Regions from separate parts of the Homo sapiens genome. Here region 2 is linked to region 1. A link is a contact called in ENCODE Hi-C or POLR2A ChIA-PET data. All regions are on one chromosome and are shown on one strand. The core of a region is the stretch at or near the end of the contact, and the rest is flanking DNA. Distances in the headings are between cores, read along the strand shown.

The links. Hi-C counts contacts between places; a loop is a spot of excess contacts on that map. ChIA-PET counts read pairs that join two places held with the same protein, here RNA polymerase II (POLR2A). Pooled maps may share reads with other maps.
Region 2: a pooled map shows a loop between it and region 1 (2.7-fold over the local background). The contact joins two enhancer-like sites. A Hi-C loop is called at or near these places in 2 of 50 pooled maps. POLR2A ChIA-PET finds 5 or more read pairs at or near these places in 5 of 52 experiments (B cell, H1, activated T-cell and 1 more).

Annotation. Positions count from the first base shown.
Region 1 is chr11:118,817,549-118,822,262 of GRCh38, reverse strand. It overlaps the pseudogene COX7CP3. Among named protein-coding and RNA genes, the nearest start is that of DDX6, 29 kb to the right of the region's middle. RefSeq lists an enhancer at 1,123-1,202. Within about 2 kb of position 1,727, at least 22 of the 41 ENCODE cell types and tissues checked have a DNase peak (open chromatin) inside an H3K27ac peak, as active enhancers do.
Region 2 is chr11:118,713,808-118,718,572 of GRCh38, reverse strand. All of the region lies in intron 2 of LOC124902766 (endogenous retrovirus group K member 7 Env polyprotein-like), which reads left to right. Among named protein-coding and RNA genes, the nearest start is that of TREH, 37 kb to the right of the region's middle. RefSeq lists enhancers at 558-1,363, 1,364-2,171, 2,172-2,977. Within about 2 kb of position 2,663, at least 6 of the 41 ENCODE cell types and tissues checked have a DNase peak (open chromatin) inside an H3K27ac peak, as active enhancers do.

The DNA.
Region 1 (4,714 bases), core at 478-2,977:
GCCATTATCTATTTATGTCCAAGGCTAAATTGATTGACTGATTTTTCATGTCATGAGTTTATTCACAAACATATCTAGTATGCTACATGAGTTCAAGAGTTTGATCCATTTTTCAAAGGGATTGCATCTCTTGAAACACTCTTCATGTCTGTTCAATGGATAAACTAAAACATTCTTATTTCTTAAGCAGTTGGTGTTTTACTTTAAAGAAGGGTGCCGCAGATCCCGATCCCAGTACAAAGTCATCATAATTAGTAACTGCCACGTGTTTTTCATTGAAAATGGCAAATTCTTCCCTGGGCCCTCCGCATAGTGGCTCCTGCAGACCACAGATGTTGTCAACCATCTAATGCTCCGTCCCCACATGGAGCTCTTGGAAGCTCCACCAAAGTTGCAGAGACCCAAGCCAGAAGCAATGGCGGCACCAAACCCACTTGTTCATACCAAGTCCTCCTTTGCTCAGGACCTTGTTCCCCTGTGTCTGAAAGAGTAAATGTAAACGGTATTAACACAGGTATGGGGTAGATATGAACAAGGACTAGCCAACTTTCAGGAGTTTGAACTTCTACACAGACAATTGTAAAGATCTATGTAGGACTCCTCAGTTATTTTGTAGGAAGAAATTGATAATTCCTTGATAATTGATAATGCCTTTTTTTTTTTTTGAGATGGAGTCCCACTCTGTTGCCCAGGCTGGAGGGCAGTGGCACGATCTCGGCTCCCTGCAACCTCTGCCTCCTGGGTTCAAGCAATTCTCCTGCCTCAGCCTCCCGAGTAGCTGGGAATACAGGTGCGTGCCACCACACCCGGCTAATTTTTTGTATTTTTAGTAGAGACGGAGTTTCACCACGTTGGCCAGGCTGGTCTTGAACTCCTGACCTTGGATGATTCACCTGCCTCAGCCTCCTAAAGGGCTGGGGTTACAGGCATGAGCCACTGCGCCTGGCCAATATCCTCTATCTTTAATAAGCATGTCCAAGCAAGAATGGGATGGCTAACTAATCTGAATTCCAGCCAGTCCATGGAAGGTGATGTAAGGTGAAAAAATATGATTTCACAGGGCCAGGCATCATCACATCACCGAGCTACTTGTGAATTAGATAAGCCTATTCGCATGAGGGGACTCTGAGCATGAGTGGGAATCCCACAAAAGTCAAGCTACAAGGTTGAAGGTAGAGGGGGAATACCAAACCGGAACCTGACATTTCATACTGCTTCCCTGACAGGTCCTTTCAAAGAAACAAGAACTGAAATGCAGGCTTAACTGGCATGCAAAACAGGCAGCTATTTCAGTCTGAATCATGAGCAGGGGCCACAGTGGGCTATCTGAAACTGAGGGGCAAAGGAAATCTGCACACCAAGGCCTGAGCTGCTTATGACAAATAATTGAAACTGTCCAGGCAACTGGTCCATTCCAAGCATTAGCTGTGCTGGGAGCTGAGCCATGAAGCAGAATTTTAGATTTTCTTTCTTGCTAGAGCCGTGCAACAATGATCCTTCCCCTCCACCCCTCCCCTCTTCCCCAATATTCCTGCATTCCCCTTGCCTGTCACAGGACTGCGGGGCAGTGGCCTCTTAGCATGGCTTTCCTTTGACTGCGGTGTTGCCACGTCACCTGGTGCTCGGCCCCTCCCCCGCCCTGGCACAGGGTCATAACAGCCTGCAGTGTTGCCAAGGAGCTGGCACCGTCCAGACCCAGTGCACAGGGATGGGCCTGAGATGGCCGGCCACGTCATCTGTCACCCAGGGTGTTTATGCACCCTGCAGTCCAGCAATGCCAGGATCTGCCAAGAATCTTCAGGTTTATTATGCTTTCTTTGGCCTTCAAGAACTGGATGGCTGGCCAGGCGCGGTGGCTCATGCCTGTAATCGCAGCACTTTGGGAGGCCGAGATGGGTGGATCACAAGTTCAGGAGTTTGAGACCAGCCTGGCCAATATAGTGAAACCCTGTCTCTACTAAAAAAACCACAAAAATTAGCCGGGTGTGGTAGTGGGCGCCTGTAGTCCCAGCTACTCAGGAGACTGAGGCAGGAGAATCGCTTGAACCCAGGAGGCGGAGGTTGCAGTGAGCTGAGATCGCGCCATTCTACTCCAGCCTGGGCAACAGAGTGAGACTCCATCTCAAAATAAAATAAAATAAATAAATAAAATAAAAAGCCTGGATGGCTATCATTAAAACAAGTCACAGAAAGCTCTGATGGAAATAATTTTCAGACTTCCCTCTTGAAATATACCTTTTCTGCCTTTTTCCTGCCAATTCATTTTCCTCTCTCCCTCATCTCCCCTTCTGAAAAGGCTTCCTTCACCCTAAGACCTACTCACGCAGGCTCCTAGTCCTCTGTTCCGTACATCAGAAAGGAAGTTTTCTTTCAAGGCCCAGCCGCCTCCTAATCAGGGAAGCTGAAGGAGTGCTTAGAGAAGGTAAATACATTGTGATATTATCTTAAGTTATATAAATGTCTTCGGTACCTAGTCGGCACCAAATGTATTTAGCTTAATTGAAATCAGATGCAAAAATACATGTCCTTGAGAGCCAAAGAAAATTTAATTTTTAAATTATTTATGCACACATAATTCTTAAAATCTCAGGCTCTAGACAGACCTAAGTTTAAATTGAGGCTTTAACAATTACTGGTTGTGACCTTTAACAACTCACCTCATTTCTCTGAACTGCCTCATTTATAAAATGAAGATTATAATAACAAGCCCCTTAGGGCTTTGAGAGGATTAAATGTGATACTCTATGTAAATGAGCCATTTATTCACACTTGTAAACAGTTAAGCCACATGCATCATTCTGAGTGTGTGTACATATTCTTTCATAAATTATCTCTTTTTTTTTTTTTTTTTTGAGACAGGGTCTCGCTCTGTCGCCCAGGCTAATCACAGCTTACTGTAGCCTTGACTTCTCAGGCTCAAGAAATCATCCCGCTTCAGCCTCATGAATAGCTGGGAAGTGCAGGTGCATGACACCATGCATGGCTAAATTTTTTATTTTTAATGGAAATGAGGTCTCACCATGTTGCCCAGGCTGGTCTCAAACTCCTGGCCTCAAGTGATCCTCCCAACTCGGCCTCCCAAAGTGCTGGGATTACAGGCTTGAGCCACCGTGCTTGGCCTATGTCTACTGTTTGACCAGGATCTCTATAAGGGCAGTGCCAGGCTGACTGTCTGAGGGAGTGGGGTTGTCCAGCCTATTGATCCTCCATGTATAATCCCAAGAGAGCTCCAATATAGTCTCATGGTATTTGGGGTAGACTCAGGAGAAAGGCCTGGATCATTGAATTTGAGACACAGCATAATGAACCAACTATGCTACATCAGGTCATGATAGATAGTTGCTAAGTTTTAGGAAACTGATTCATTTATTTATTCATTCATTTATCCAAACATTTATTGAGCATCTGTTATGTCTGAGGCTATAATGTTGAAGAATGTACAAGGTCCCTTTCCTCTTAAGCTTACAGTTTAATTGTTTAACCTAAATAAATAATGAGGCAATTTAATTCATATTTGTTGGAAAACAATTCAGTTCAACTATGTAAAGGAACACTGTGTTTTATTAAAACAGAATTAGAACCCCCAAAGCTTAGCTCTTGAAAGAGAATATCTTACAGGAAGAACTGGCTGGCCAAACAGTCCTGAATCTGTCCCAGTTTCCTCCTCCCTCAGGTTTCCTGTGTCTTTGCTGTTCTTTTTCCATCCCTTTGGTCTAAGCATAGATTTTTAAACTTTTGTTTGTAGATGAAATGAGTTGGAGTCCTCAACAAAATATTTTGCTAAATATAAGGGAAAACAAAAGAACATTTTTGAAAGCAGTATGAAACAATGGTATGACTTTAGAAAATTGTTTGGCCGTATTAAAACTGACCATAATCATATACTATTTATATTTGTAAGTCAAATATTAATATTAATATTATTTTTATTATAATATATTTTAATATATTATAATGTATTTTAATATATTTTTATTAAAATATATAACATTTGTAAGTCAAAAAGAGACAATCATATTTTTTGTTTGTTTGTTTTTTGAGAGAGAGTCTAGCTCTGTCACCTGGGCTGGAGTGCAGTGGCACTATCTCGGCTCACCGCAACCTCCACCTCCCGGGTTCAAGTCATCCACCTGCCTCAGCCTCCTGAGTAGCTGGGATTACAAGCATGCACCATCATGCCCGGCTAATTTTTGTATTTTTAGTGGAGACGGGGTTTCACCATGTTGGCCAGGCTGGTCTCGAACGCCTGGCCTCAAGTGATCCACCCACCTCGGCCTCCCAGAATGCTGGGATTACAGGCGTGAGCCACCGCGCCCGGCCATTGGAGACAATCTCTATCTCCACATGCAATAGAATGGATAAACTAGGTTATTTCACTCAATGGAACAGCACAACAAGAATGAACAAACTACAACTACATGCGACAAATGTGTGAATCTTACCAACATAATGTTGAGCAAAAGAAGTCAGAAAGGAAAATATACCGTATAATTTTATCTAAAGTTCTAAAATAGTTAAAACTAATCTATGGTGTTTGAAGTCAAGATGGTTTTTTGTTTGTTTGTTTGTTTGTTTGTTTGTTTGTTTTGAGAGAGTTTCACTCTGTCACCCAGGCTGGAGTGCAATGGTGTGATCTTGGCTCGTGGCAACCTCTGCCTCCTGGGTTCAAGCGATTGTCCTGCCTCAGCCTCCTGAGTAGCTGGGACTACCAGCG
Region 2 (4,765 bases), core at 1,414-3,913, 100 kb after region 1:
CCCTTCCCTACACATCAAGCTCGAGGATTTGCCCCCACCCAGGACTGGCAAATTAGCTTTACTCAACATGCCCCGAGTCAGATAACTAAAATACCTCTTAGTCTAGGTAGACACTTTCACTGAATAGGTACAGACCTTTCCTACAGGGTCTGAGAAGGCCACCGCAGTCATTTCTTCCCTTCTGTCAGACATAATTCCTCAGTTTAGTCTTCCCACCTCTATACAGTCTGTTAACAGACCAGCCTTTATTAGTCAAATCAGCCAAGCAGGTTTTCAGGCTCTTAGTATTCAGTGAAACCTTTATATCCCTTACTGTCCTGTGTCTTCAGGAAAAGTAGAACGGACTAAAGGTCTTTTAAAAACACACCTCACCAAGCTCAGCCACCAACTTAAAAAGGACTGGACAATACTTTTACCACTTTCCCTTCTCAGAAGTCAGACATGTCCTCAGAATGCTACAAGGTACAGCCCATTTGAGCTCCTGTATAGATGCTCCTTTTTATTAGGCCCCAGTCTCATTCCAGACATCAGACCAACTTCCACCGTGCCCCCAAAAAAACTTGTCATCCCTACTATCTTCTGTCTAGTCATACTCCTATTCACCGTTCTCAACTACTCATACATGCTCTGCTCTTGTTTACACTGCCGGTTTACACTGTTTCTCTAAGCCATCACAGCTGATATCTCCTGGTGCTATCCCCAAACTGCCACTCTTACCTCTTGAAGTAAATAAATAATCTTTGCTGGCAGGACTATGCTGAATCTCCTTAGGCACTCTCTAATCAGATGTCCTGAGTCGTCCCAATTCTTAGACCTTTTATACCTGTTTTTCTCCTTCTCTTATTCCATTTAGTTTTTCAATTCATACAAAACTGTATCCAGGCCATCACCAATAATTCTAAATGACAAATGTTTCTTCTAACAACCCCACAATATCACCCCTTACCACAAAATCTTCCTTCAGCTTAATCTCTCCCACTCTAGGTTCCCACGCCACCCCTAATCCCGCTCGAAGCAGCCCTGAGAAACATCCCCCATTATCTCTCCATACCATCCCCCAAAATTTTCGCCATCCCAACACTTTACCACTATTTCATTTTATTTTTCTTATTAATATAAGAAGACAGGAATGTCAGCCCTCTGGGCCCAAGCTAAGCCATCATATCCCCTGTGACCTGCACGTACACATCCAGATGGCTGGTTGCTGCCTTAACTGATGACAATCCACCACAAAAGAAGTGAAAATGGCCCGTTCCTGCCTTAACTGATGACATTGTCTTGTGAAATTCCTTCTCCTGGCTCATCCTGGCTCAAAAGCTCCCCCACTGAGCACCTTGTGACCCCCACTCCTGCCTGCCAGAGAACAACCCCCTTTGACTGTAATTTTCCTTTATCTACCCAAATCTTATAAAATGGCCCCACCCCTATCTCTCTTCACTGACTCTCTTTTTGGACTCAGCCTGCCTGCACCCAAGTGATTAAAAGCTTTATTGCTCACACAAAGCCTGTTTGGTGGTCTCTTTACACGGACGTGCATGAAAGTGGCCGGGCACAGTGGCTCAGGCCTGTAATCCCAGCACTTTGGGAGGCCGAGGCAGCTGGATCACAAAGTCAGGAGTTTGAGACTAGCCTGACCAACATGGTGAAACCCTGTCTCTACTAAAAATACAAAAATTAGCCGAGTGTGGTGGCATGCACCTGTAATCCCAGCTACTCAGGAAGCTGAGGCAGGAGAATCGCTTGAACCTGGGAGGCGGAGGTTGCAGTGAGCCAAGATCACGCTATTGCACTCCAGCCTGGGTGACAGAGAGAGACGCCATCTCAAAAAATAAAAATAAAAAGTAAAGGGGAAAAAGCAGGCAGGAGGGGAAAGGGAACATTAAAAAAAAAAAAAAGAGGGAGGATATGGTCACTTTGTTTTGCGGCTTTGTTTAAGCTCACTGAATCCACATGTTGCACAGGAAAAAAAGGGAGTAGAAGGCCGGGCACGGTGGCTCACGCCTGTAATCCCAGCACTTTGGGAGGCCGAGGTGGGAGGATCACCTGAGGTCAGGAGTTTGAGACCAGCCTGGCCAACAAGGCGAAACCCCATCTCTAATAAAAATACAAAAATTAGCCAGGCGTGGTGATGCACGCCTGTAATCCCAGCTACTGGGGAGGCTGAGGCAGGAGAATCGCTTGAACCCGGGAGGCAGAAGTTGCAGTGAGCCAAGATCACACCACTGCACTCCAGCCTGGGTGACAGAACAAGACTCCGTCTCAAAAAAAGAAAAAAAAAAAAGGGGGTGGGGGCGGGGGGTAAAAGGAACAGTCAATTCTGTATTCATCTCACATGGTAAATTGGCACTTTACATAAGACAAAATAAACAGAGTACAGGAAACAGTCAAATATGCATTTATCTTGGAGTGGGTGGGGACGATGATTTCTAGTCTCCTCTTGTCCCTTACCTACCCTCATCCCCCGCCTGCAAAGATAAGCTGTTAATTTACATTGTCAGGGTGAAGGAGGCCACCTGTGGCCTTCCATCTGCAGCTATCAGTTTAGAAACAAAAGGAAAGGCACTTGTTCCCGCCCCCTCCCGTGACTCAGCTTCCACACTTAACTTTTCCTTTTTGGCATAGTGAATTTGGGCTCCCAAGATTTTATTCTTCCTTTCACACTTTCTGGCTTATCAAGTTGCTCATTTACTTCTCAAGGTCAGCTAGGTGCCTGGAATTTCCCTTGAAGGAAGGAACTCAAGGTTTTTGTTTTATTTCCATGCTGGGGTGGTCGGGGGAGCAGCCACAGGCCTCTAAGGAGGAATCCTGCTCTGTCTCAATCACAGGGTCTCTGCTAAGAGAATGCAGCCTTCTAACATGCTGCTAGACACAGGCAGGATGAAACACTCCAGTCTGGTGGAACAAAACCTAAATCAAGCTTGTCCAACCCACAGCCCACAGAGTGCATGTGTCCCGAGACAGCCTTGAATGCGGCCCAATGCAAATTCTCAAACTTTCTTAAAACATCATGAGATTTTTTTGTGATTTTTTTTTTTTTTTTAGCTCATCAGCTATCGTTAGTGTATTTTATGTGCAGCCCAAGGCAATTCTTCTTCCAGAGCAGCCCAGGGAAGCCAAAAGATGGGGCAACCCTGAAAATCAAGTCACTGCAGTGTGGTTTCACAACCTTTTACACAGGCCTCAGAGCTAAGCTAGTGCAGGGATCCAGGGCCTGTGGCCTGAGACAGGCCAGGCCCCTTTGGGAAGGACCCTGCAATGTGCCACAGGTAACCTGTGACTCTTCCCCACGCCCTCACCCTCCCACCCCATATGCACAGAGGGATCTGCAGCCATTCCCCAGGGTAACGGGGGCAGTCACTGTGTGCAGGGGCAGATGTGGGTTTGGGGGCTGTAAATAAAAAATAAAATTCTAAGGCCCCCCTAATCATCTGAATGGACCCCTCCTCTTGGCCAAAGACATTCCAAAGTTAACCTGAAAAACTAGTTCAGGCCATGATAGAAAAGGAGGTTGGACATGCCTCATTATCCCTCCAGCATCAACATCAACACAAACCTTACCTCTGATAAGAAACATTTACAATCTATTCTCTCTGAAGCCTGCTACATGGAGGCTTCATTTACATGATAAAACCTTGATCTCCACATCCACTTATCATAACCCAGACATTCCTTTTTTACTGATAACTGTTTTTTTTTTTTTTTTTTTTTTTTTTTTTGGAGACAGAGTTTTGCTGTTGTTGCCCAGGCTGGAGTGCAATGGTGTGATCTCGGCTCACCACAACCTCTGCCTCCTGGGTTCAAGCGATTCTTCTGCCTCAGCCTCCTGAGTAGCTGGGATTACAGGCATGTGTCACCATGCCCGGCTAATTTTGTATTTTTAGTAGAGACAGGGTTTCTCCATGTTGGTCAGGCTGGTCTTGGACTCCTGACCTCAGGTGATCCGCCCACTTCAGCTGTATTCTGACCACCCTGGGCACATGTCATCAGGGCCTCCTGAGACTGTGCCATGGGCCCTGCTTAACCTTTGCAAAATAAACTTTTTTTTTTTTTTCAGACGAAGTCTTGCTCTGTCACCAGGCTGGAGTGCAGTGGTGTGATCTCAGCTCACTGCAACCTCTGCCTCCTGGGTTCAAGCAATTCTCCTGCCTCAGCCTCCTGAGAAGCTGGGACTACAGGCACGCACCACCACGCCCAGTTTATTTTTTGTATTTTTAGTAGAGACGAGGTTTCACCATGTTGGCCAGGATGGTCTCAATCTCTTGACCTTGTAATCTGCCCACCTCGGCCTCCCAAAGTGCTGGGATTACAGGCGTGAGCCACCACGCCCAGCAGCAAAATAAACTTTCAAAATCGATTGAGACCTGTCTCAGATACTTTTGGGTTCACAAGGCCCTGAGACTAATACAATTTGAGGTACCATTTTTTAATAAAATAACCCAAAATGACAAATAAACAGTTGTAAATAAAGCAAATACTATTTATTTATTTTCTCTTTTTTAGAGAGATGAGGTCTTGCTCTGTCGCCCAGGCTAGAGTGCAATGGTGCAGTCATAGCTCACTGCAGCCTCAACCTGCTGGGCTCAAGTGGTCCTCCCGCCTCAGCCTCCTGAGTAGCTGGGATTACCAGTGTGCAACACCATGGTTGGCCAATTAAAAAATTTTTTTTTATAGAGACAGTGTCTCACTATGTTGTCCAGGCTTTTCTCAAACTCCTGGGCTCAAGTGATCCTCCTGCTTCGGCTTCCTAAGATGTCAGAGGCGTTTG